2 separate regions of the Homo sapiens genome follow, and region 1 is linked to region 2. Evidence: read pairs that join two places in POLR2A ChIA-PET (ENCODE). Cell type or tissue: A673. All regions are shown on one strand.

Region 1 (5,000 bases), 180 kb before region 2:
AAGCAGAAGAATGAATTAGCTTGAATACAGGCTATTTCAAAAGAGACAGTCAGAGGAGACAAAATAAAAAAGAAGAAAAAAGCATAAAAAGAATGTAGCATACCTACAAGATCAAGAAAATAGCCTCAAAAGGACAAATCTAAGTTATTGGCCTTGAAGGGAAGTAGAGAAAGAGAGGGGCAAAAAGTTTATTCAAAGGGATAATAACAGAGAACTTCCCAAATCTAGAGAAAGATATCCATATCCAAGTACAAGAATGTTACAGAAGCAGATTTAATCTAAAGAAGACCACCTCAAGGCATTTAGTAATCATACTCCCAAAAGTCAAGGATAAAGAAATAATCTTAAAAGCAGCAAGAGAAATGAAACAAATAGCATACAATGGAGCTCCAATACATCTGGCAGCAGATGTTTCAGTGGAAAGCTTACAGGCCAGGTGAGAGTGTCATGACATAGTTAAAGAGCTGAAGGACAAAATCTTTTATCCTAGAATACTATATCCTGTGAAAATATCCTTCAAACCTGAAGGAGAAATAAAGACATTCCCAAAGTCTGAGGGATTTCATCAACACCAGACCTGTCCTACAAAAACATGCTAAAGGGAATTCTCCAATCAGAAATAAAAGGATGGGCTAGGCACGGTGGCTCACACCTGTAATCCCAGCACTCTGGGAGGCCAAGGTGAGTGGATCACTTGAGGTCAGGAGTTCGAGACCTGCCTGACCAATGTGGTAAAACCCCAACTCTACTAAAAATACAAAAATTAGCCAGGTGTAGTGGTGCCCGCCTGTAGACCCAGCTACTCGGGAGGCTGAGGCAGGAGAATCACTTGAACCCAGCAGGCAGAGGCTGCAGTGAGCCAAGATCATGCCACTGCACCACTCCAGCTTGGCAAGAGAGAGAGAGTTCGTCTCAAAAAATAAGAAAAATTTTAGAAAAAGAAATAGAAGGATGTTCGCCTGTAGTGCCAGCATTTTGGGAGGCCAAGATGAGTGGATCATTTGAGGTCAGGAGTTCAAGACCAGCCTGGCCAATATGGTGAAACCCTGTCTCTACTAAAAATACAAAAATTAGCTGGGCATGGTGGAACACACCTGTAATCCCAGATACTCAGGAGTCTGAGGCATGAGAATCACTTGAACCTGGGAGGCAGAGGTTGCAGTGAGCCAAGATCATGCCACTGTACTCTAGCCTAGGTGACAGAAAGAGACTCTGTCTCAAAAAAAAAAAACCAAAAAAAAAAAAAAGGATTATAATGAGCAATAAGAAATCATTTGAAGGTACAGAACTGACTGGTAGTAATCAGTACACAGAAGAACACAGATTATAACACTGTGATTCTTGTGTGTAAACTACTCTTAAGTAAAAAGGCTAAAGGATGATCCAATAAAAAATAAGTACAACAACTTTCAAGACATAGAAAGTACAATAAGATATAAATAGAAACAACAAAAAGTTAAAAAGTGGGGAGACAAAGCTAAGGTTTGGAGTTTTTTATTAGTTTATGCAAACAGTGTTAAATTGCTATCAGCTAAATTTAATGTGTTATAGTATTTGCAAGCCTCATAACTTTGAATAAAAAAATTAGTAGATATGTAAATAATAAAAAGCAAGAAATTAAATCATACCACTAGGGAAAATCACCTTCACTGAAAGGAAGACAGGAAGGAAGGTGGAAAGAAAGAGAAGACCACAAAACAACCAGAAAACAAATAACAAAATGGCAGGAGTAAGACCTTACTTACCAATAACAACATTACATGCAAATGGACTAAACTCTCCAATCAAAAGACATAGATTAGTTAAACAGATAAAAAGATAAGCCCAAAGATCTATTGCCTACAATAAACACAATCCACCTATAAAGACACACATAAACTAAAAACAAAGGAATGGAAAAAAGATATTCCAGGCAATGGAAACCAAAAAAGAGCAGGACTAGCTATACTTATATAAGATAAAATAGATTTCAAGACAAAAACTATAAGAAGAGACAAAAAGATCACTATATAATGATAAAGGGTCAATTCAGAAAGGGGATATAACAATTATAAATACATACACATTCTTTTCCTCAGCACACGGATTATTCTCAAGAATAGACCATATGTTAGGTAACAAAGCAAGTCTTAAAACATTTTCAAAAATTGAAATAGTATCAAGCATCTTCTCTGACCACAATGGAATAAAACAAGAAATCAATAACAACAAGAGGAATTTTGGAAACTATACAGACACATAGAAATTAAACACTATGGTGCTGAATGACCAGGGGTTCAATGAAGAAACTAAGAAAACTGGAAAACTTCTTGTAACAAATGACAATGTAACACAACATACCAAAACTTATGGAATGCTGTGAAAGTAGTACTAAGAGGGAAGTTTATAGCTGTAAGTGCCTACATCAAAAAAGAAGAAAAGCTTTAAATAACCTAGCAGTGCATCTTAAGGAACTAGAAAAGCAAGAGCCCTCAAACCCAAAATTAGTAGAAGACAAGAAATAATAAAAATCAGAGCAGAAATAAATAAAATTGAAACAAACAAAACAGTACAAATGATCAACAAAACTAAAAGTTTGTCTTTTGAAAACATAAAATTGACAAACCTTTACCCAGTCCAAGAAAAAACAAGAGAAGAGCCAAATAAACAAAATCAGAGATGAAAAAGGAGACATTACAACTAATACTGCAAAAATTCAGAGGCTTATTTGTGGCTTCTATGAGCAACTTTACACCAACAACTTAGAAGATCTAGAAGAAATGGATAAATTCTTAAACACATACAACCTACCAATATTGAGCCATGAAGAAATCGAAAACCTGAACAGACCAATAATAAGTCACATCACAGGACTCTTTATAGACATTTTCTAGCACCAGTCTGAAGCCTGATAGCCCTGCTGGGTGGCTAGACCTAGAAGGGCAATAACAATCACTGCAATCAGGCTCCAAGGAAGCCCCATCCAGGAAGGCAGAATGCACCACATCAAGGGATCACTGCATGGGACAAAAGAATCCGAACAGCAGTTTTTGAGTTCCAGATTTTTCCACTAAAATAGTCTACCCAAATGAGAAGGAATCAGAGAAACAATTTGGGTAATAGGACAAAACTAAGTTTCATATCACCCCCAAAAGGCCACACTAATTCCCCAGCAATGGATTCAAACGAAGAAGAAATCTCTTAATTGCCACATAATTAATTTAGGTTGATTATTAAGCTACTGAAGGAGACACCAGAGAAAGGTGAAAACCAACTTAATGAAATAAAAACAAAAATACAGGATATGAATGAAAAAATCTCCAGAGAAATAGATATTAGAAAGAAAAAACAATCACAACTTCTGGAAATGAAAGACACTCTTAGAGAAATACAAAGTTCACTGGAAAGTGTCAACAATAGCCTAGAACAAGTAGAAGAAAGGACTTCAGAGCTCAAAGAAAAGACTCTCAAATTAACTCAATTGACAAAGACAAAGGAAAAAAATGAATCTTAAAAAATGAACAAAGCCTCAAGAAATTTGGGATTATGTTAAATGGCCAAACCTAAGAATAATTGGCATTCCTGAGGAAGAAGAGAAATCCAAAAGTTTGGAAAACTTATTTGAGGGAATAATCAAGGAAAACTTTCATGGCCTCACTAAAGATCTAGACACCCAAATACAAGAAGCTCAAAGAACACCTGGGAAATTTATCACTAAAAGATCATCATCACCTAGGCACATAGTCATCAGGTTATCTAAAGTCAAGATAAAGGAAAGAATCTTAAGAGCTGTAAGGCAAAAGCATCAGGTAAACTGTAAAGGAAAACCTATCAGATTAACTGCAGATTTCTTAGTGAAACTCTACGAGACAGAAGGGATTGGGGTCCTATCTTTAGCCTCCTAAAAGAAAATAATTGCCAGCCAAGAATTTTGTATCCAGCAAAACAACTTCATAAATGAAGGACAGATAAAGTCTTTTTCAGGCAAACAAATGCTAAGAGAATTTTCCACTAGTAAGCCAGGACTACAAGAACTGCTAAAAGGAGCTCTAAATCTTGAAACAAAACTCAAAACACACCAAAATAGAATCTCCTTAAAGCATAAATCTCACAGGGCCTATAAAACAATAACACAATAAAAAAAAAAACCCAAGGTATTCAGGCAACAACTAGCATGATGAATAAAACAGTACCCCATACCTCAGTACTAACGTTGAATGTAAATGGTCTAAATGTTCCATTTAAAAATATAGAATGGCAGAATGCTATCTTCAAGAGACTCGCCTAACACATAAAGACTCACATAAACTTAAGGTAAAGGGGTAGAAAAAGATACTCCATGCCGGGCGCAGTGGCTCACACCTATAATCCCAGCACTTTGGGAGGCTGAGGCGGGCAGATCATGAGGTCAGGAGATTGAGACCATCCTGGCTAACACGGTGACACTCCGTCTGTACTAAAAATACAACAAGTTAGCCGGGCATGGTGGTGGGCACCTGTAGTCCTAGCTACTCGGGATGCTGAGGCAGGAGAATGGTGTGAACACGGGAGGCAGAGCTTGCAGTGAGCAGAGATCACACCACTGCACTTCAGCCTAAGTGGTAGTGCGAGATTCCATCTCAAAAAAAAAAAAAAAATTCCATGCAAATGGATGCCAAAAGCAAGCAGGAGTAGCTATTCTTATATCAAAAGCAACAACAGTTAAAAAAGACAAAGAGGGCATTATATAATGATAAAAGGATCAATCCAACAGGAAAATATCACAATCTTAAATATATATGAACCTAACACTGGATCTCCCAAATTTATAAAACAATTATTACTAGACCTAAGAAATGAGATAGGTGGCAACACAATAATAGTGGGGGACTTTAATACTCCACTGATAGCACTAGACAGGTCATCAAGACAGAAAGTCTAATGGATTTAAACTCTACCCTAGAACAAATGGACTTAACAGATATTTACAGAACATTCTACCCAACAACTGCAGAATATACTTCTTTTCATCAGCACATAGA
Region 2 (5,000 bases):
AAACAGGCAGGGGTGGGGGTATCCCAGAAGCAGGACCAGTCAGGGACTCAGTTACAGGAGAGAAGCAGTCAGGGACCAGAGAGCTGGAGGCAGGGTCTAAATTCTGGATCACCCAGAGGGTCAAGAAGAGATGAAGTGACACCAAAGATCACTCAGATTTTAAGGCAGAAACTTTGCTTTCTGGATTGCTGTATATGGCCTTTGGGGCATGGGAAGCTCTGACCTGCAGTTATTAATTAAGCCAGGACCTTTCCATAGATGCAGAAGTTTGGTCTTCCACAATCAAGGATAATTCTTATTTTTTATAATAATGAAAAACTGGAGTGAATGTAAAACAGTACACTGGCTCCACCATTCACTAGCTATAAAATTAATTTAACATTCATTTCTTCCTATGTAAAATGTGAGCATAAAAATCACTGATCTCCTAAAGTTGTTGTCAGTATTAAATAAGACAATATATATAAAGGGCTTAGAATAATACTTAGCTCATATTAAACACTCAATAATAGTTACCTTTATTATTGTGGGAAATGATCTCAACAGAGTTTATAAAGCTATTATGTTTCTCATGAGTTGTTGCGGGAAGTCAGGGACCCCAAACAGAGGGACTGGCTGAAGCCATGGTGGAAGAACATGAATTGTGAAGATTTCATTGACATTTATTAGATCCCCAAATTAATATTTTTATAATTTCTTACGCCTGTCTTTACTGCAATCTCTGAACATAAATTGTGAAGATTTCATGGACACTTATCACTTCCCCAATCAATACCCTTGTGATTTCCTATGCCTATCTTTACTTTAATCTCCTAATCCCATCATTTTCGTAAGCTGAGGAGGATGTATGTCATCTCAGGACCCTGTGATGATTGCGTTAACAGCACAAATTGTTTGTAGAGCATATGTGTCTGAACAATATGAAATCTGGGCACCTTGAAAAAAAAACAAGATAACAGCAGTGTTCAGGGAACAAGAGAGGTAACCTTAAACTGACCGCCAGTGAGCTGGGCAGAACAGAGCCATATTTCTCTTCTTTCAAAAGCAAATGGGAGAAATATCGCTGAATTCTTTTTCTCAGCAAGGAACATCCCTGAGAAAGAGAATGCATCCCTAAGGGTAGGCCTCTGAAACGGCCCCCTTGGGTGCGGCTGTCTTCTATGGTCGAAACTGTAGGGATGAAATAAGCCCCAGTCTCCCATAGCGCCCCCAGGCTTATTAGGATGAGGAAATTCCCGCCTAATAAATTTTGGTCAGACTGGTTGTCTGCTGTCAAACCCTGTCTCCCGATAAGATGTTATCAATGACAATGCGTGCCAAAACTTCATTAGCAATTTTAATTTCGCCCCGGTCCTGTGGTCCTGCGATCTCGCCCTGCCTCCATTTGCCTTGTGATAGTGTATTACCTTGTGAAGCACGTGATCTCTGTGACCCACACCCTATTCGTACGCTCCCTCCTCTTTTGAAAATCACTAATAAAAACTTGCTGGTTTTACAGCTCAGGGGGCATCACAGAAACTACCGACATGTGAAGTCTCCCCCGGACACCCAGCTTTAAAATTTCTCTCTTTTGTACTCTGTCCCTTTATTTCTCAAACCGGCCAGTGCTTAGGGAAAATAGAAAAGAACCCATGTGAAATCGGGGGCAGGTTCCCCTGATAATGAGTTTGTAATAAGATGGCATACTTTAAAAATTGTTAGTATATGAACACAAAATAACCACAACTATAAAATTAAGAAAAAAAGAGACTGGAAAAAACTTCTCCAACATGTCATCAGTTTTTGCCTTTTTAAAAAAAGTAATAGCTATATTGAGGCTAGGTGTCGTGGCTCATGCCTGTAAACCCAGCACTTTGGGAGACAGAGGCAGGAGGATTACTTGAGTCCAGGAGTTCAAGACTGGCCTGAGCAAGATGGTGAGATTCTGTCTCTACAAAATACAAAAAAATAAAAAAATAAAAAATAAAAATTCGTAGGGCATGGTGGTTTATGCCTGTAGTCCCAGGAGGCTGAGTTGAGAGGATTGCTTGAGCCCAGGAGGTCGAGGCTGCAGTGAGCCATGATTGTGCCGCTGCAGCACAGCATGGGTGACACAGCAAGACCCTGCCCCAAATGATAATAATAATAGTCTTATTGAGACATAATTCACGTACCCTAAAATTCACTCTTCTAAAGTATACAGTTCACAGTCAGTTGTTTTTAGCATATTCACAGAATTGTGCAAGCATCACCAGCATCTAATTTTAGAAGGTTGCATCACTGCAAAAAGAAACCCTGCACCCATTTGCTGTTACTCATAATCCGCTTGTTCTTCCCAGCCCCTGGCAACCACTAATCTACTTTCTCTACGGATTTGCCTGTGGTGGACATTTGATAGAAGTGACATCATACAATATATGGTATTCTGTATCTTTCAGGAAACATAATGTTTTCAAGGTTTATCCATGTTTTAGTACGTATCTATATTCATTCCTCTTTATGGCCAGATAATACTCCATTGTATAGACACACTACATATTGTATAGACACTGTCCTTCAGTTGATGGACCTTTGAGTTTTTTCTACTTTGGGGCTATTATGCTGCCATCAGTATTAGTGTTCAAATGTGTGGACAAATGTTTTCGGTTCTCTTGAGTATATACACAGAGGTGGAGTTGCTGTGTCATATGGTAACTCTATGTTTCACATTTTAAGGAACTCCCAACTGTTTTCTAAAGTGGCTGTACTATTTTACAATCCCGCTAACAACGTATGAGGGTTCAAATTTCTCCATATCCTCATCAACACTTACTATGGTCTGTCTTATTAAATACAGCCATCCTAATGGGTGTGAAATAGGATCTAGTGGCAGAGCTGTTTCTATTTGAGTGGAGAAATGTATTACTTTTTTTTTTCACTCAATTTTATGGACTAAAATAAAGTGATGGTTTTTCTCTTTCTTTCTTTCTTTCTTCCTTTCTTTCTTTCTTTCTTTCTTTTTTTTTTTTTTTAGGAGACAGGGTCTTGTTCTGTTGCCCAGGCTGGAGTGCAGTGGCATGCTCATCCTGCCTCAAACTCCTGTGTAGCTAGGACTGTATGCAGGTACCACTGCATCTGAAAAACTTTCTTTTTTTTTTTGTAGAGATGAAGTCTTGATATGATGCCCAGACTGCTGTTGAACTCCTGGCCTCCAGTAATCCTCCCACATTGGCCACTCAAAGTACTGGGATTATAGGTGTGAGCCACCACACCTAGCCCTGTATTATATTTTTAATAGGAAAGTTTTTCATTTGTTTTGAGACAGGGTCTCACTCTGTCACTCAGGCTGGAGTGCAGTGGCAAGATCATGGCTCACTTTAGCCTCAACCTCCTGGGCTCAAGAGATCCTCCCACCTCAGCCTTCCAAGTAGCTGGGCCTACAGGTGCATGTCATCATACCTGGCTAATTTTTGTATTTTTTGTAGAATAAAGATAGGGTTTTGCCATGTTGCCCAGGCTGGTCTCAAACTCTTGAGCTCAAGCAGTCAGCCCACCTGGGCCTCCCAAATTGTTGGGATTATAGGCGTGAGCCACCGTGCCTGGCCTTTTAAAATTCTTTTTTAAGGAAAATTAAATCCATAAGCAGTATGAGAGTTTTAGTTTGAGTGCCATTTCCGTTAATTTTAAATAGTCCCTGAAATTGCATAATCCAGAAATTAACAAAACTTAATGATGTCAGCAAATTTGAAGTGGCATCTTTTCTTATTTATAAATATTTTAGCAGCACTGACATTCTAATGAGGACATCTAAGATATTTGCTGTCAGTTGAGTGATTATTTGGTATTTAAGTGTAAATTAACCCATCAGCTATATCACTTATATCCGGCTTCATGCTAAATAGTTTAGGAGGCTAAGTGGTTTGAGAATAAGGCAAAGTGATTTCTTAAAAAGGCATGAAGATCTGAACTGTCAGTTAAAAAGAACAGTATTGAACGCTGCTTTACCAAGATAAGTGACACAGTGCTTAACATAATTTGGCCCTATTTATTATCCTTTCTATGTAGACTCTTGGTAACTTTTTATTTTATTTATTTACTTGTTTGTTTCTTTACTTATTTATTTTTATAGAGATGCAGTTGTTGGCCAGGGTGGTCTCAAACTCCTGGCCTCAAGCAGTCCTCCCACCTCGGCCTCCCAAAGTGCTGGGATTACAGGCAGGAGCCACCATGACCAGCTTGGAACTTTTTAGTGCAACTCTTTTCTATCAGAGTGAATTAATTAATCCATCTCTTTGGAGTGCTACTGCTCTTTCTCTGTGGGGATATAGATCTTTCTAGAAGCACTACAGAGACAGCCCTCTCCATTCTGGACCTCCAGCCTTAGTGGTCAGGGAGAAGCGGAAAAAGGCCTCTGAAGGGAATGTCTTGCATTAATAGGGTTTCTAGAGGAATTCAGATATTGTTGGTCTAACAAGAGCAAGCTCCTTTTTTATGCCTCTGCTGTGTTAACTTAAAAAAAATACAATTTATCAATTTAGAAGAGTAGAAGAGGAGACTTTATTTTTTACAAAGGGTTGTAGCCAGCAAGGTGGCCTTTCTGACAGTCTGGGAAGCATAGTCTGTGGCCAGAAGCCAGAAACAGATACTTCAGAGGAGGGCAAAAGGAACAGGAATGTATGCCAAGTAGAGAGGTCAAACATACATATTCAATAAGCTGTAAAAGGAGTCATGAATATTTATGAAAGGAGAAACGTGCACATGCACAACTGAGCTTCCTGCTTCTTCTCCATGTTCAAAAAATGGCATTGGGAGGGGCGCGGTGGCTCCTGCCTGTAATCCCAGCACTTTGGAAGGCTGAAGGGGGTGGATTGCTTGAGTTCAGGAGTTCAACACCGACCTGGGCAACATGGCAAAACCCTGGCTCTACAAAAAATACAAAAATTAGCTGGGCATGGTAGCATGCATCTACTCGGGTCCCAGCTACTCGGGAGGCTGAGGTGGGAGGACTGCTTGAACCTGGGAGGTGGAGGTTGCAGTAAGCC

The links. ChIA-PET counts read pairs that join two places held together with the same protein. Peaks named below come from ENCODE experiments on the same cell type or tissue, not always from the same donor. Only the 100,000 strongest peaks of a DNase experiment are listed, where the experiment ranks them.
Region 1: POLR2A ChIA-PET joins it to region 2 with 6 read pairs; 3 of 35 experiments call an interaction of 5 or more read pairs at or near these places.

Annotation. Positions count from the first base shown.
Region 1 is chr6:118,942,014-118,947,013 of GRCh38, forward strand. The region is part of intron 1 of LOC124901389 (a long non-coding RNA gene); the gene reads left to right. Among named protein-coding and RNA genes, the nearest start is that of MCM9, 9.4 kb to the left of the region's middle. In A673, no CTCF peak of the experiment used is centred here; no DNase peak of the experiment used is centred here; H3K4me3 peaks cover 263 bases.
Region 2 is chr6:119,117,874-119,122,873 of GRCh38, forward strand. It overlaps a transcript of FAM184A not described here. Among named protein-coding and RNA genes, the nearest start is that of FAM184A, 42 kb to the left of the region's middle. In A673, no CTCF peak of the experiment used is centred here; a DNase peak (open chromatin) is centred at 2,298.